Regions from separate parts of the Homo sapiens genome. Here region 1 is linked to region 2. A link is a loop called in an ENCODE intact Hi-C map of the cell type or tissue named here. Cell type or tissue: dorsolateral prefrontal cortex. All regions are shown on one strand. Links, peaks and the distances in the headings refer to the core of each region. The heading gives the core; the rest is flanking DNA. Region 1 overlaps HTR3B (5-hydroxytryptamine receptor 3B). Region 2 overlaps USP28 (ubiquitin specific peptidase 28).

Evidence for each region. Hi-C counts contacts between places; a loop is a spot of excess contacts. Peaks named below come from ENCODE experiments on the same cell type or tissue, not always from the same donor. Only the 100,000 strongest peaks of a DNase experiment are listed, where the experiment ranks them.
Region 1: a loop joins it to region 2, with 7 times the contacts of the local background. A loop is called at or near these places in 1 of 110 quality-filtered maps.

What each region holds. Positions count from the first base shown.
Region 1 is chr11:113,917,889-113,925,888 of GRCh38, forward strand. All of the region lies in intron 2 of HTR3B (5-hydroxytryptamine receptor 3B), which reads left to right. Among named protein-coding and RNA genes, the nearest start is that of HTR3B, 17 kb to the left of the region's middle. In dorsolateral prefrontal cortex, for the core only: no CTCF peak of the experiment used is centred there; no DNase peak of the experiment used is centred there; H3K27ac peaks cover 3,015 bases.
Region 2 is chr11:113,827,839-113,837,243 of GRCh38, forward strand. It overlaps USP28 (ubiquitin specific peptidase 28), which reads right to left. Exons shown (of 26, transcript NM_001346252.4): 6 at 6,411-6,497; 7 at 5,582-5,719; 8 at 4,082-4,155; 9 at 3,029-3,105; 10 at 1,359-1,507. Among named protein-coding and RNA genes, the nearest start is that of USP28, 43 kb to the right of the region's middle. In dorsolateral prefrontal cortex, for the core only: no CTCF peak of the experiment used is centred there; no DNase peak of the experiment used is centred there; H3K27ac peaks cover 3,684 bases.

The DNA.
Region 1 (8,000 bases), core at 1-8,000, 89 kb after region 2:
CACTGTGCCCAGCCTATATGTCTTCGTAATGAACAGATCCTTTTACTGTTATGAAACGCTCCACTTCATCTCTGATAATATTCCCTTTTATGAAGTTTTTCTTATGCTTGCTTCCCACATGGCATATTCTTGGCCATCCTTTTATTTCCAACCTATTTGTATCATTTGATGTCCTTTGTATTTGAAGTCATTTCTTATAACAATATATAGTTAGGTACATGCTGAAAAGAAATATATAGGCAGGCCCTGTGTACACTTCACTCAATCTCTCATACTGTTAACATCTTGCAAATATATATATATTACAGTGTCAATACTAGAAAATGAACACTGGTACAATCTATAGAGCTTATTCAGATTTCTCCTGCTTGTGTGTACTCGTGTGTGTGTGTGTGTGTGTGTGTGTGTAGTTCTATGTAATTTTATTACATGTGTAGCTTTTTGTAATCAGCACCACAATCAAAGTACATAATTGTATCAACACCACAGGGCCCCCAGGTGCTATCCCTTTATAGCCACATTCCTTTCTCTCTGCTGACTCCTAACCCCTGGCAACCACTAATCTTTTCTCCATCTTTAGGCTATTTCAAGAATATTATATAAATGGAATCATACAATATACTACCTTTGAGATTGGCTTTTTTCCTTTAGCATAATTCCCTTATGGTCCATCTGTGTTGTTGTGAACGCCAATAGTTCATTTCTTTTTGTTGCTGAATACTATTCCAGGTTAGGGCTTTTTTTTTTTTTTAAACCAGTATGACAATCTATGCATTTTTTTTTTTCAGTATGGAGTCTCACTCTGTCCCCCAGGCTGGAGTGCAGTGGCCCAGTCTTGGCTCGCTGCAACCTCCACGTTCTGGGTTTAAGCAATTCTCCTGCCTCAGCCTCCTGAATAGCTGGGATTACAGGCATGCGCCACCACACCTGGCTAATTTTTGTATTTTTAGTAGAGACGGGGTTTCACCATGTTGACCAGTCTGGTCTTAAACTCTTGACCTCAAGTGATCTGCCTGTCTTGGCCTCCGAAAGTGTTGGAATTACAGGTATGAGCCACAGTGACCAGCCAATCTATGCATTTTAGTGGAAATGTTTAGCTCATTTGCCAGTACCATCTTGCTATTTGTTTTCTAGTTTTCTCATCTGTTTTTTGTTCTATTCCTCATATCCTACTTTATTTTCCGGAATTTTTAAATTTTTAATAAATGTTAAAAATATTTTAAATATTGGATTATAGTTCCTCTATTAGCTTTTTAGCGATCCATCTTTGTATTTTTTTTAGACTTTGCCTTAGGAATTTCCATATTCATCATTAACTTATTACAGTGTACTTAGAATTAATATTTTGACACTTCACATAAAATGTACGAAACTTACAACAGTAAAATTCCATTTACCTGCTCCCGCCTCTTTTGTGCTACTTTTATCTTCAATTTTACATTTACATACAAAATATACCCACAAAATGATGTTATTATTTTAAGGTAACCTGTTAAAATAATTTAATGATTCAGTTTCAATTTATTTTAATAGGGATGTTTTTCTATGTTACTATTTTAGTACTACCAGTGAATCAGAGTCTTTGATTTTTTGGGACTGAGAATTAGGCATTTAAATCAATGAAAAAATTAATTTGAAACTTAAGAGTACAAGGTTTAGGCAGGGCGCTGTGGCTCACGCCTGTAATCCCAGCACTTTGGGAGGCCGAGGCAGGTGGATCACCTGAGGTCAGGAGTTCGAGACCAGCCTCAACATGGAGAAACCCCTGTCTCTACTAAAAAAATACAAAATTAGCCGGGCATGGTGGCACATGCTCGTAATCCCAGCTACTTGGGAGACCGAGGCAGGAGAATTGCTTGAACCTGGGAGGCGGAGGTTGCGGTGAGCCGAGATTGCACCATTGCACTCCAGCCTGGGCAACAAGAGCAAAACTCCATCTCAAAACAACAACAACAACAACAACAACAACAACAACAACAAAAAGAGTACAAGGTTTAAATTTTTTTTCCTTTTTACTGATTCAGGTTACTTTGGTGTCATTTTCCCCCAACTTAGATAAACCCCTAATCAATTGTTTCATTGTAAAGAGGAATATTTAAATGGTACCCCTAAAAATTCCTTTATTATTTTATTTTTGTTTTTATTTTTACTTTTTTTGAGATGGAGTTTCACTCTTGTTGCCCAGGCTGGGGTGCAATGGCGTGATCTTGGCTCACCACAACCTCCGCCTCCCGGGTTCAAGCGATTCTCCTGCCTCAGCCTCCCGAGTAGCTGGGATTACAAGCATGTGCCACCACGCCAGGCTAATTTTGTATTTTTAGTAGAGACTGGGTTTCATCATGTTGGCCATGCTGGTCTCAGACTCCGGACCTCAGGTGATCTGCCCGCCTCAGCCTCCCAAAGTGCTGGGATTACAGGCGTGAGCCACCGCGCCTGGCCCAGAATTCCCTCTTTTAAACAACAAATTGTACTTTTCCCAGTTTTTTGTTTGTTTGTTTGTTTTTTGAGATGGAGACTCACTCTGTCACCCAGGATGTAGTGCAGTGGCATGATCTCGGCTCACAGTAACCTCCGCCTCCCGGGTTCAAACGATTCTCCTGCCTCAGCCTCCTAAGTAGCTAGGATTACAGGCACCTACCACCATGTCCAGCTAACTTGTATTTTTAGTAGAGACGGGGTTACACTATGTTGGCCAGACTGGTCTCAAACTCCTGACATTGAGTGATCCACCCACCTTGGCCTCCCAAAGTGCTGGGATTACAGGCATGAGCTACTGTGCATGGCCATATTTCCCCAATTATCCTATTAAGTAAGAGTCCTAGCCCTAAGATCTTAGAAAATATTGTTTAATTAAATACCAGGAAATACCTCTTACTAAAAAGCCTAGTCTTAAACAGCTTGAATAGAAAATTCCTTCAAGTTTTTTATTTTTATTTTTTTTTGAGACAGAGTCTCACTCTGTCGCCCAGTCTGGAGTGCACTGGTGCAATCTCGGCTCACTGCAACCTCTGCCTCCTGGGTTCAAGCGATTTTCCTGCCTCAGCCTCCCAAGTAGCTGGGATTACAGGTGCCCACCACCACACCTGGCTAATTTTTGTATTTTTAGTAGAGATGGGGTTTCACCACATTGGCCAGGCTGGTCTTGAACTCCAGACCGCAAGTGATCCACCCACCTCAGCCTCCCAGAGTGGTGGGATTACAGGCATAAGCCATCCCGTCCAGCCCATCTTTTTCCTTTCTGACTTCCTATTTATTTTTATTTTTTATTTTTTTTTTGAGTCAGAGTCTCACTCTGTCACCAGGGTGGAGTGCAGTGGCACGATCTCGGCTCACTGCAACCTCCGCCTCCCAGGTTCAAGTGATTCTCCTGCCTCAGCCTCCCAAGTAGCTGGGATTATAGGCACCCACCACCACGCCTGGCTAATTTTTGTACTTTTAGTAGAGACGGGGTTTCACCATGTTGGCCAGGCTGGTCTTGAACTCCTGACCTTGTGATCTGCCCGCCTCAGCCTCCCAAAGTGCTAGGATTACAAGTGTGAGCCACTGCACCCGGCCCCTTCGTATTTATTAAGATAAAGAAAATTGCTGGCCGGGCGTGGTGGTGGGCACCTGTAGTCCCAGATGGGAGGCTGAGGCAGGAGAATCGCTTGGACCCAGGAGGCAGAGATTGCAGTGAGCTGAGATCGCTCCACTGCACTCCAACTTGGCGACAGAATGAGACTCCGTCTCAAAAAAAAAAAAAAAATTGCTCAGGCTTTCCTTTAGAGGTTTATTTGGAGATAAATGGAAAAGGTGTAAAGTATTTATATTAATATTTTCCCTTGGAACAAGTGTATCGAATTGAAAATATTTTTCTAACTCTTTCTTCCTACCCTGACAAAAGAAAGTAAAATCAGATTCTTTATGGTAGGTAAGGAGAACACCATTATCTTTTTAAAGATGTGGGATTTCCCTACCAGAATTGTAGAATATACTTGTTTGTTATTAGACTATGTTAGACATGTCATCATATTGAATTTGGCAAATTTTCTTACAGAAATCTGAAAAAATTTTATATTCTGTCCCTCTAGTTTTATCCCTGTCTACCATCTTACATTATCTTCTCCCGGTTCTCAGTACAACAATGAGCCTGGACCCATGGTTGTTTCCTGCCTGTAAGTCATTCATTCTGCTATTTCCCCTACCAAATGTCTTTCTCTTCATTCTCCATCTGCAAAATATTGTAGTCCTTCAAATCTCAGCTCTTAAAATAAATTTTCCTCATTTCTCCAAGGTAAGAGCACTTCCTTTAAATCCACTTAAGTCTGTGTGGATTTTCTTTTCCTTTCTTTTCTTTCTTTTTTGTTTTTATTTATTTATTTATTTATTTGAGATAGGGTCTCACTCTATCATCCAGGCTGGAGTACAGTGGCGTGACCTCAGTTCACTGCAACCTCCCAGGCTCAGGTGATCCTCCCACCTCAGCCTCCCAAGTAGCTGGTACTATAGGTGTATACCACCATATCGGGCTAATTTTTGTATTTTTTGTAGAGACTTAATTTCGCCATGTTGCCCAGGCTGGTCTCGAACTCCTGGCCTCAAGTGATCCACTCACCTCAGCCTCCCAAAGTGCTGGGATTACAGGCATGAGCCGCCGGGCTGAGCCAAGTCTGTGTTTTTATTTTATTTATTTATTTTTTCTGAGCGAGACGCAGTCTCGCTCTGTCGCCCAGGCTGGAGTGCAGTGGCAAGATCTCGGCTCACTACAAGCTCCGCCTCCTCGGTTCACGCCATTCTCCTGCCTCAGCCTCCTGAGTAGCTGGGACTACAGGCGCCCGCCACTACGCCCGGCTAATTTTTTGTATTTTTAGTAGAGACGGGGTTTCACCATGTTAGCCGGGATGGTCTCAATCTCCTCACCTCGTGATCCGCCTGCCTTGGCCTCCCAAAGTGCTGGGATTATAGGCGTGAGCTACCGCGCCCGGCAAGTCTGTGTATTTCTTAATGCACAGTTATTTGTTAAAATGTTAAATTATGCCCTAATGTAGTGTATGCTACTTGAGGGAAGGACTTTCTTACTCATATTCATATTTTCCATAACATGCAGCACTATGTATTTGATTTCCAAGATATTGGATTGATACTTGTCCAATGAATGAATGAATTAAAAAATATAAGGGTCAATTCTAGGATTATCTTTACAAATGGCTACTCTAAAAATGCTCTGTAAATGTCTCTATTGCATGTAGGTGGGATAAGCCTAAAGTTAGTTCCAGAGGCAGGGACAGTTCTGAAGGACTTGATAAAAATCACTCACAGATTCTGCACAGACAAGGACACTCCCAACGTGAATAGATAACTTGTTGGATGCATCTGCCAGCATCTGAACTGCTGGCAACTTTTGTTTAGAATGAAGAGCTTTCAGCCCAGCACCTCGCCTCCATTATAATGTTTTGCCTCCTGTTTTGTTTATATAAAAGACTACAGTCTTGTCTTAGAATTTCTGGGTATTATGAGTACCTTAGGGAAATCTGATTATAGAGATAATCTACTCAACAGTGAAGAGTTTCAATTTGTTTCTATTGAGTTTTGTCAATTCCGAATCCCAGATACCTTTGTATTCCAGTCCATTGACTAGAGCCTCCCAGCCAGACGTTGAGGCATCTGTTTCTATAGTCTCCGGAACTGGAAAAGATAAATAAGAATGTAGGGGAATTATCTGTATATTTGCTAACCACCAATTTAGATCTAAATAGACTCCCTCTGTTAGGAAGACTAATGAATTCCAATTCTCTGAAATATCCTTTGCTTTTAACAAGCAAGATGGAAGGTATCTAAAGAAAAAAAACAGGGCGAGATACACAGAGGGAAAAGCTGTGAATAATGCCACCAGAGAACCAATTATGTTCACCAGCTGGCATTGAGAAACTTGTTTCCTTTGACAAAAAAAGATTTTAGTTTTAGCCTCAAAATACTTTTTGACATTGTGTTCTTCAGGGCTGAATGACGAATCCTCTCAACCACCCCCATAAAGTGTTAGAAAAAAATTCTTAACATCATTGTTATATGTAATGTGGCAAAGCAATGGGCAAGAAGAGAAAAACAAGCTAAGGCATCAATATGGCAGTTAAGAAGAATCAACTGAATAAAATGATAGTGAAATGAAACATGAAAACAGAGACCTTCCTCCCAGCCATATGACTGAATCAATGAGGCACATTCACGGGGTATGACAGTGATAAACAAACTGGTAAGAACATCGAATAGATGTAAAAATGTATTTCTTGTGAAAGCATAGTCAACTACTATATATCTCAGTGATATAAACTGCATTTTGAACTTTTTTTCTTTCTATTTGTGGGGAACCTCATTGATTGCAACCAAGCCTAGAATGGAACCTTTTGTGCTTTAGTGGGTGAGACATAATCTATTTCATGATCTCTCAGTTGGTAAAATTTGCAAAGAAGGCTGGGCACGGTGGCTCACACCTGTAATCCTAGCACTTTGGGAGGCCAAGGTGGGAGGACTGCTTGAGTCCGGGAACTTGAGACCAACCTGGGCAACATAGCACCACCCTGTTTCTACAAAAATTAATAATAATAAATTAATTAGCTAGGCACGGTGTTGCACATCTCTGGTCCCAGCTACTTGGGAGGCTGAAATGGGAGGATCACTTGGGCCTGGGAGGTTGAGGCTGCAGTGAGCCATGATTGTGCCACTGCACCCCAGCTTGGGCAACAAAGCAAGACCTTGTCTCAAAAAAAAAAAAAAAAAAAAAAAGCCAAGAAGTGGTGACACCTAATCTCGAGCTCTCATTAGAGCTTTTTTTTCAGCTACCAGGACTCCCGTTGAGCCAGTCTTGTCTGGGAGTCCCCTGTGGTCCATCTGCTCCAAGTTGTTCCTTGGGGAAATACTTGTGAATTCAAGGTTTTCACTTTTTATACTACTTTAAAACTTGCCTTTCCCAAGTATCTATTTAAATTCCATTAATATCTGTAGAACAAGTTCACTCAGACCAGGCTTTGTTGAACCACTAAAGCAGGGCGACTATGTTTCTATGTGCTCCGAATGCCTTCTCTTTCTCAAAGAGAAAAAATAATGCTTATTGTTAGTAATTTGCTTTCTTGATTATAAAAAGGGGAAATTTAAAAAAGTTTCTTGTTTCTCTTTCAAATGATGCCACCTGGCGCAGAGCCACTGTGTAGTCTCTGTTCTGCACAATTCCACGAGCACCATCAACATGGACTATAATACCAGTGGTGCCTTCTGACCCCCTATCCAACCTGAATTCTCCAGAGTAGTACATAGTCTTGACCCTGTGCACAAAGAATATGGATTTTTATGTCGCTGGATAATTGGACAATTAATTTCGTATACCCAGTTCTGGGGAGGAAACGAGAGCTGTTATTTGATTTCATGCCATCAACTTCCTAAACACTTTCATTTACTGAAATTTGGTATTGTACTAAATATTACAGAAATACGAATGTTACCTAAGTGACTCTTGAGCTTTGAACCTAAATCAGCAAAGGAAATGTTTTACGAATTTGTTTTTTTTTTTTTTTTTTTTTTTTGAAACAGAGGCTCTCTCTATCACCCAGACTGGAGTGCAGTGGCGCCATCTCTGCTCACTGCAACCTCCGCCTCCTGGGTTCAAACGATTCTTCTGCCTCAGCCTCCCAAGTAGCTGGGATTACAGGCTCCCACCACCATGCCCAGCTAATTTTTGTATTTTTAGTAGAGACGGGGTTTCACCATGTTGGCCAGGCTGGTCTTACACATTTTATTTCCTATTTCTTCATCTTGTGTTTTTTATCCTTTTATTCTCTTTTAAGGATGCAGTTTTTAGTGATGGATTATACATGGAAAGAAATGAAAAAAAATGAGTTCAAGGAGAGTTCTTTAATAGTATGCATCAGACTTCTTATAAATTTACTGGAAATGTCTTAAAAAACAATTGCCCTTTTCTTTATTAATACATTTTTTTAAATAGCAGGTTTTTTTGAGATTTAATTCAACCA
Region 2 (9,405 bases), core at 665-8,664:
CTATTAACCATAATTTGAATCTCCTTTATATATACAAAGGAAATTTGAAATAGCCTCATGGTTTTACAATTTCTCAATTTCTAAGAAAAATCTCTGAATTTCAAAAACTTACAGAGGTCTCATAAAGAAGCCAGTCAAATCAACCTACGATGTTACTTGAGTTTCAAAGAAGGAAGGCACTGACATAAAAAAGACTCAACAGTCAGGGATCACAGGTGAGGAAAAGCTAAATCAGATTTGGCTTTTCTATTCAATTCACCTGTATGTCTGAGGTTCCTGTCAACAGCTTTAAAATATTTCCTTTACCACAAGTGCAAGCAACATTCCCTTCAGATACCCTGTCAGCATAATGAGGTGAATTCACACAGCCTGTGAGACCACCTCAGGGTGAAATCTAAATGAGCATGACAATTTTGTTGTTTTGTTTAATTTTTATAGAATTCCCATCCTGGAATACAGGTCTCCACAGGCCTAAGTATAGCTGGTGAAGACTCCCTCTTTTGTAAGAGGATGCACCAGGTTTGCACAGATGGTACAGATGACGTAATTCCTCCATTAGGAATCAGTTTTTCCTTGAAAATCCAGGGAGGCAGCAGCTCTCTGAGTTCCAACACTGCTCTACAGTGAATGTATTTTCATATGGCTCATGTTAGGCTCCCTATTTTAATTCAGGAAAGCTCCACTTTCTCCTATAGTAATTACTGAGTTGGAATCATATATAAGCCACAGTTTTGTCTCAAAATGTATGATCAATGGAGAACAATCCCAACTGTGTAAAGAATTATGTTACAAATGCTATTCACTAATTCTTAACCTAACTGGAATACTGAGATGTTAACTACCCATGCTCTCCCTTTAACTTCCCCCGTCTTTCCAACCCAGAAAAAAAATAGATACATAAATAAACAAATGAAAATTAAATTTTAAAAATGTTAAAAGCAAAGGCAGAATTTACAATTGAGAACAGTAAATACTATAATAGGGAAAATATTCTAAATGGCATACCATAGGAGTTAATCACTGTACTTTTACCCTCCGAAAATATGGAGGCAGTGGGTTCTCCCTACTCAGGTACAGGTAGGCTTCAACAGAAAGAGAGAAACTTGATCATACTTAAAACATCAGAAGCAGCATACAACCTTTACACGAGTAACTCAAATTCATAGTTTTAGTAAAAATTATTTATCAAAGTACTGATACTCACTGACTCACATCAACTGATGAGAGACTTAAGACAAATTCAAGTTCTGCTAAGTGTAAAGTTACTTAATATGTGATGGGAAACTAGTCTGCCCAAAAGCTCACTCCTACTTAACTGGCTTTGTCACTGGCACAGCAAATAAAGATCTCCAACGTACCTCTTGTCCATACTTCACCGAGTGATCGGAGGGAAGAAGCTCAACATCACCCTCCACCATGGCCCCTTCCAAACACTCGTCTAAGTTGCGATAACCGTTTACCTGAAGAGGATACTGGCCGAAGGTCTCATTGTTACAAAAGGGTTTTCCTAGGCAAAGAGAGAGACTTTTTAAAAAAGACATCACTATGACTATCTAAAGCCTATCTTCTGGCTCCACAGAGACAACATTTTAAATTCAGCAACTTCCTGATAGCTGGTTAGAAATGCACTTACGCCTTTATAGCAACCTCTAGTGAGCCAGTCAATCTAGACACTGAACAATGAAAACCAGTAACACTGGAAAAAGACCAGGGGCTTCGTGGCTTATGCCTGTAATCCCACCACTTTGGGAGGCCAAGGTGGGAGGATCACTTGAGGCCAGGAGTTTGACCAGCCTGGAAAACACAGTGACACCCCTGTCTCTACAAAAAATAAAAATTATCCGGGTGCAGTAACACACGCCTGAAGTCCTGGCTACTCAGGAGGATAAGGTAGGAGGATTTCTTGAGCCCAGAAGTCCAAGGTTACAGTAAGCTATGATGTTGCCACTGCGCTACAACCTGGGCAACAGAGCAAGGACTTGTCTCAAAAAAAAAAAAAAAAAAAAAATGCAAAGACAACCAGACATTATGTACTTCCTAATCAAGAGTTTTCTCACCATCTGTGAATAGTCTTGCCAAAAAAAGCCTTAGCTAAGTCTAGTCAAATCTCTAGATCCAACTACCAATTTATAAGAGGAGGAATAGAGAAGAACATGGGGATATGTTAAAATATGTTAAATATGTATCAGAGGACATGCAAACAGCAAAATTTCCAACTGTGGGAAATGCTACAGAACAAACAACCCAGTTTCTCCAAAAAATACATTTCAAGGAAAAAACGATGGAGGGGGAGCCTACAAATATTCAGTCATAAATGAATCACACACTGGGGTCCTGACTAAAACAAACTCTAAAAATAAATTTTCTATTTTTAAAAAATTATGAAAACAAATTAGAAATCTCAACACTGACTAGATATTTGATAGTTTAAAATGCTATTTTTCAGAGTCATATTGGTATTGGGTTATGTTTTAAAAAGAGTATCAGATTGGTAAGAGTGGGGTGAGATGGGGAATGACTGGCTGTGGGCTAAGGCTGGGTTCATGGAGGTTGTAAAATTGCTCTATTTGAATGTATTCTAAACTCTTCATAATTAAAAATAAATTATGTGCCTTGCATGTAGCTTAGATAGATAAGCCTCCAGAGTGAAAAGCCTCTAGTCTAGAAAAACATTTTTGGCAGTCTCACTCAATAAAACCTTTTGAGATTAAGTATTATATTAGAATAAGCAACACAGAGAAAACCGAGTAAAATCACTATCTGACATTAATGTCAGATTTGGGCTGTGCAAGTATTAATATGACAAATCTGAGATAAAGATTGTGCACATTTTACAGATGAAGAGACTGAGGATCCAGAAGCTCCCATAGTTTATCCACAGTTAAACAGATACCAAGAGGCAGAACCAATATTCAGAGCTGAGTACTGCTGACTCTCAAGCCTATTCACTATACTGCCTCCTCAAAGGGACACAGTAATAAAGATATGATCAAAGGTCTAGAATTAAAATTCAGAGCAGAGAATTTACCTTCACGAACCCCTTCAGTCAGGAAAGTACCATAGAACAGCTGCACCATTGGATTTTCAGATTTGTTCCTGGGACTGCTGCTTTTAGGAAAAGGAGACAATTCTGGATTGTTTGGATTAAGATATGTGCTACATAAAATCCAAGCATCATTCAAAAGCAAAAATAGTGCATTTTCATCAACCCCCAAAGAGCCAGGTATGATCTAAATAAGTAACAATTAGTTCAGTTCAAATATTTATTGAACACCTTCTTTCGAGCATTGTGCTAAACTCTGAAGACACAAAGACAAGAAGGCCCAATCCCTGGACTTAAGGAGCTTAAAGCCTAATAGTGGAGTCACACATGCAGACAAATATGCTTTCAGTATATACATCTATATCCAATGATAGATGTATACAAGGTATAGAAGCAGTATAAAGGTAAGAATGAACTCTGTTGCATAGTTTTACAAATAAATACAAAAAATTTTTCTCCATGGTACAACAGAAATAAAAAGTTTCTCCTTACAAGTCCTTCTTAAATTGCTACGTTGAGTTGCCGTTTCCAAAACTATTTTATAGTTACAATGCTTCTACCTAGAATTGAAACCATTTAAAACACAGATTTCTCAGAGGGATATCCGTATCGTGCCCTAAGTTTCACTTCTCTCAGTGACTGAAATGACTATAACCTATCCTCTACACATTCTTAGTAGACCTCAAAAGGGATCTTAAATTTAAGTACCCATATTATACCATCATGTTCACAACAGAGGTTGATTTGTCCTTTTTACAAATACATTTTACAGCACATGCTGAGTTTATTAACAAAGTTAACAGTTACAGTCCTTTAGTTAGAAAAAAAAAAAAGCTGCAGGATAAGATGACTGGTACATCCTCAGAGGGGAAAGCTGAAGGCGACAGGGATACATGATGAGGACTACCTCAGTGGTTATCCCAGGAGGTATGGTTAAAAACCAGCAATTTCTAGTTAAGGAGAGTAACTTTCCAGCATATAATTCTCACTGGCCCACTGTGAGTCGGAAGGATGTACAAACAAACCCTCAACACTCACTTAACATTAACAGCTAGCTGGAATGCGTCCTCTAGCCAATCCAGGAGCTTGTGTGTGAATTCACTCACATCTTGCTATAAGAGAGGCACAAATTGCATAAAAGTTAGATGCAATACTAAGAGAAATTAAAATTTATCCTTATCCCACCAATGAATTAAGATTATACTACTATAAAAGCATTTCTTTTTTTCTTTTCTTTTTTTGTTTTGAGACAGGGTCTCACTCTGTCGCCCAGACTGGAGTGCAGTGGCGCGATCTCAGCTCAATGCAGCCTCCACCTCCCAGATTCAAGCGATTCTCCTGCCTCAGCCTCCCAAGTAGCTGGGATTACAGGCACATGCCACCATGCCTGGCTAATTTTTGTATTTTTAGCTGAGACGGGGTTTCACCATGTTGGCCAAGCTGGTCTTGAACTCCTGACCTCAAATGATCCACCTGCCTCGGCGTCGCAAGTGCTGGGATTACAGGCATCAGCTATTGCGCACAGCCTGAAAGCGTTTATTTTTGGGGGCTGAATATCATGAAAACATAGGAACACTGAAACCCAGCTACTATACATAAAAAAGAAGGTGCATTAAGCAACCTGAAAGTTGTAGCTAGAAGGAAGCTGGAACTCTACTACTTCCAGCCACATCTATTTATGACAAAGAAAGAAAAATAAACAAAATCTTCCAAGTAGGACTTTTTAAGAAAAAGGCCCAAGGAACTCTAGAACAATACAGAGATCTGAATAAAGAAAGAAAACTTCAATGTTTTGAGAATTTTGTAGAACTGTAGGACCTTCAAATAGAGAAAGAAAAAAAATCATATGAGGAAGAAGATGATCTAATTAGTGACAGCTTTGTTTTTGTTTTTAAATTATTTTTTCAGAGACGGGGTCTCACTCTGTCACCCAGGCTGGAGTACAGTAGTGCAATCACAGCTTATTGCAGCCTCAAACTCCTGGGTTCCAGGGATCTTCCTGCCTCAACCTCCCAAGTAGCTGGGACTACAGGTGCGTACCACCATGCCCGGCTATTTTTTAATAGGAGGTAGGGAAGGGAAAGTCTAGAAGAGAGAAGTTGCTGAGAAAAGCTCCGAAAAGCTCCTGAACTCAGGTTTAGATAGTTTTAAAGATACTATTTCCATCTGGACCATTCCAAGACAAAGGTGCAGACAAAGGACTACTTTTCTTGGTATCCCTTTTGTTACAGCTCATTGAGGTATTTTCCAATCTCCTCCTTTCTACATCAATAGCCCCGGTATAATTCTACATTCTTTCTACTACTATTTCTTCTTCTCTTTAGAACTGCCAGCCCCCGTGCAACACACGCACACTCTCTCACACACACATGCTTTCTCTCTCACCACCTGTTCTGTAGGCAAAACAAAAGTCAGAAACGAGCATCCATAGTCCTGCTTAGTCATGTTCACAGCTTGTTACGCAGTTGAAATGAAGCAGTACCGCATTAACACTGACAAGGCATGACTTCAAACTCAAGAACAAGGCTTCTTTTGTACCTGCTGTTCCTCAGATGATCGGAATGCTCCCTTTAATAGATCCAGGGCTGCAGACGGGTCTACAAATTTTCTATTTGATCCCATCATTAGAGCAAACAAATACTGAAGCTCTTGCATAAACATGATATTTCTCTTTTCCTGTAGAAAACACAGTACATGTACTCTTACAATATCTCATTTAGAAAATCAGAACGTGTAAAGAAAAAAAAGTTGTCAATAATCATGCCCTCATTTATATTTACCTAGATCTAGGTCAAAGTCACAGGGCTATGTGTGTTACAGGGACTCTGGTAAGGACTGTACTCTAAACTGAAGAATAACTATGTAGAAGCCAGAGACAGCACTGTTGGAAAAACAGAAATGTCCACTTTCTGAAGCTGCTGCCCTCCTTCTCATGAGGAAAATGCATTGCGCCAAGGTGAAATCCTGGGAAGGGTTAAATTGCTAGGAGGAGGCTACGACCTTTGGCAAAAACAGAATAAAATAGACTAAGGCGGCTCAGGTCTCTGGCATCAGGGCATCTCTCCAGCATCACATTGCCTAAGCAGCTCAGGAAGAGAAAGGATACAACAAACACAACAGGTATTCAGGGTCTCCCCACCCACATATTCTTGGAGCTGTTTTTCTCATTTTACTCCTACTTAATTTTACATTTTTGCATACCCTTATATGTTATCCCAAAAAAGGAAAATGAGCCATTTAGAAATGAAAACAAATAATTAGCACAAGCCAAAGAGTATCACGGATATCAGCTTTAGGCAAAAATCTAGAAGCCTTAGGGATGAAAGGGACTAAACAACAGTGAAGAAATTCCTTGACACCAACTTACTGTATGACTTCGACAATTTTCAAGTACATTTTGTGGCAGACTATAACTGAGAACAAGTCTTCGAAATTCAGGCAATTGAAAGAGAGACTGAAATAAAGAAAGAAAGGGATTCATAGCCTTTCCTGAAAATAACTGCAGCAACATATGTATTTTTCACTTCAAATATTTTATTTCATATTTAAAAGTATGCAAAACTATCAACCTGGCAATTTGACTTATGTTATTTCTAAGGAAATAATGGTTGTGCACAAAAAATTAGCTCAAAGAATATTAATACTTTTAGGTAAAAAATAGAAACAACCTAATGTCTAACAAAAGGAGTAGCTTTTGTTTTGTTTTGGTTTGGTTTTGTAGAGACAGGGTCTCCCTATGTTGCCCAGGATGGTCTCAAACTCCTGAGCTCAAGGGATCTGCCCGCTTTGGCCTCCCAAAGTGTTGGGATTACAAGCATAAGCCACCAAGCCCAGCCAAAAGAAGTAGTTTATATAAACTATACTACATTTATACAATAGACTATTAAGCAGTCATTGAAATAATATTGTAAAAAGTGTTTATAAAATGACCTACTATATAAAGTGAAAATGAAAAAAACAAGAGCTATGTGTATCAACATGGATAAACCTCAAAAACACATTTTGAGTGAAAAAAAGTTACAGAAAAAAAGTATTATACTGCTTATATTAAGTTTAACAACATGTAAAACAATACTACGTATTGTTCAGGGATACATCCATGTGTGGTTATGACTGTGGGAAAGGGAGGATGTCACAACAGGAACTCAATAGAACAGAAATTTGTAACATTAATTTTTTAAGCTAGGTGGTTAGTATAGCAGTGTTTACTATTCTCCACTCCTTGTCATAGTATTGTATTTTTTAAAAGTTTAACAGCAGATGGTAGAACTGGAGAGAGGGATTCTTTTTATTATTTGCAAATCACATTTTTCTACTATGAATACCTTTCATAAGTTAATTTTCTTTAAAAATATCTCCTGTATGAATATACAACTCCTCATCCCAACATGCTCCTCAAATGAAAACCCTCTCAGGCCTGCACGGTGGAACTCCTGAAGAAGCATCCTAGGTAGATAATAGGCAAAACTTTGGAATTAGAACTAAATAAAACAGCTTCTTGGTATTCTAAAAGCCCCAGGTATATTTCCTAATGTCAACCAAAGAATCCAAGTGTCGGTACTGACTAGAGCCCACGTGCACCTCTCTGGCTTCCCTCACTCTAACACAAGCCCTGGCGGGATTCAGCCAACAGGGTGAGTGTTCAACCGGACTGAAGTGTAAACCCAGGTCATGCTGCACCAAAGTTCTCTCTGGGACCAGGGCTTGGCTGGTGAGCTGTATCCTCTGCCACTCTCTTCTCTTCCACCTCACCTGTCTACCTAACACACTTGCATTCCTACTCTGCTGGCTACCCTGTGACATTCTTGAGTTTCTATTCTGCTGTGAGAAAAATGGCTTTACATTCTCAGCCATTTAACTCCACCTCTTCACCATCAGGAAAATCGGGCTTTGCCATTATTCTTAAAAACCACATTAGGCTGGAAGTGGTGGCTTACGCCTGTAATCCCAGCACTTTGGGAGGCTGAGGCGGGCAGATCACCTGAGGTCAGGAGTTCAAGACCAGCCTGACCAACATGGAGAAACCCCATCTCTACTAAAAATACAAAATTAGCCGGGCATGGTGGCATGCCTATAGTCCCAGCTGCTCGGGAGGCTGAGGCAGGAGAATCGCTTGAACCCTGGAGGCAGAGGTTGCCGTGAGCCGAGATCGCACCATTGCATACCAGCCAGGGCAACAAGAACGAAACTGTCTCAAAACAAAAAAAAAGAAAAACAACAAAAAAGAACACATTAAGTGTGAGCTAATACTATTCACATCTCCCAATTTATTCCTTACCCAACCGCTGCTGCTTCTGTGTTTTCTGCGTCACTTCATTATTACATCCTCCTCCCCCAGTCACCAAAGTTTAGAACTGCAGAAAAATCCTTGAATCTTTCTCCTCGCCATTCACATCTAGTAAGTAACAAGTCCCTTGGCCTCTGACTCTAGGTGCTCTTTATAACCTAACTGCTTTCTCCCCATCAGCACCCCATCAGCTGCTCTAATCCAACTCCCATCGCCGCTCACTTGCACATGGTCTCTCTGCTTCCAGAACTTCCCTCCACCCACTCACACTTGCTCACAACTGCCACGCAGCTCCTTCTAAGTACCTCGCTAATATGGCAAAAATGAAGCTCCCGATTCACTGAAGACTGTCATCTAGTAACAGCTTTCCTCACTCTCCCAAGTCCTGACATCCTCCTAGGTGACTAGAGTCAACATCCAATCCCTGAGGACATCCTGTCAGTGCTGCCTTGAGAATATATCAAGAACTCCAACTCTTTTCTATTTCCAGGGCTACCAGTCCAGTCCGAGTCACCATCACTCTTCATGGATGACAGCCATGGGTCTCTCCCTGTGCATCCTTGCCCCTCCATCCTCATCTCGCCACAGGAGCCAGAGGGAGACTCTTAATACTTGAGCCAGAGTTGATCAGTCTGCCACTGGGGACTTTCAGTAACTCCCTGTCCACTCAGACCCTCCTCTCCAGTGACCCTCCCTTTGCTCTTAGCATCCAGCCACTTGGACTCCAGCACGTTCCCTGAACACACCAAGCCCATTCCCACCATGAAGCCACTGCTCTATGTGTTCCTCTACCTGGAATGTTTTTTTATCCCAATAGCTGCCTGGTTCACTCCCTTTTCAGTCTCATCCCCTTCCCCACCACAGTGAGGCTCATCCAACACCACAGTTAATACTGCAACCTGTTCCCACCTCTCCTGCAGTTCCAATCTCCCTAACCTTGCTCTTTTTTCTACTGGACCAATCACAGTCTAATGTATTATACACATTTTATTCAGCTAGTTCATCATTCTGTTAGTTTTTAGTTTACTGTTCATTTTCTATCTCACCTCATGAGAATTTACATTCCATGTGGGCA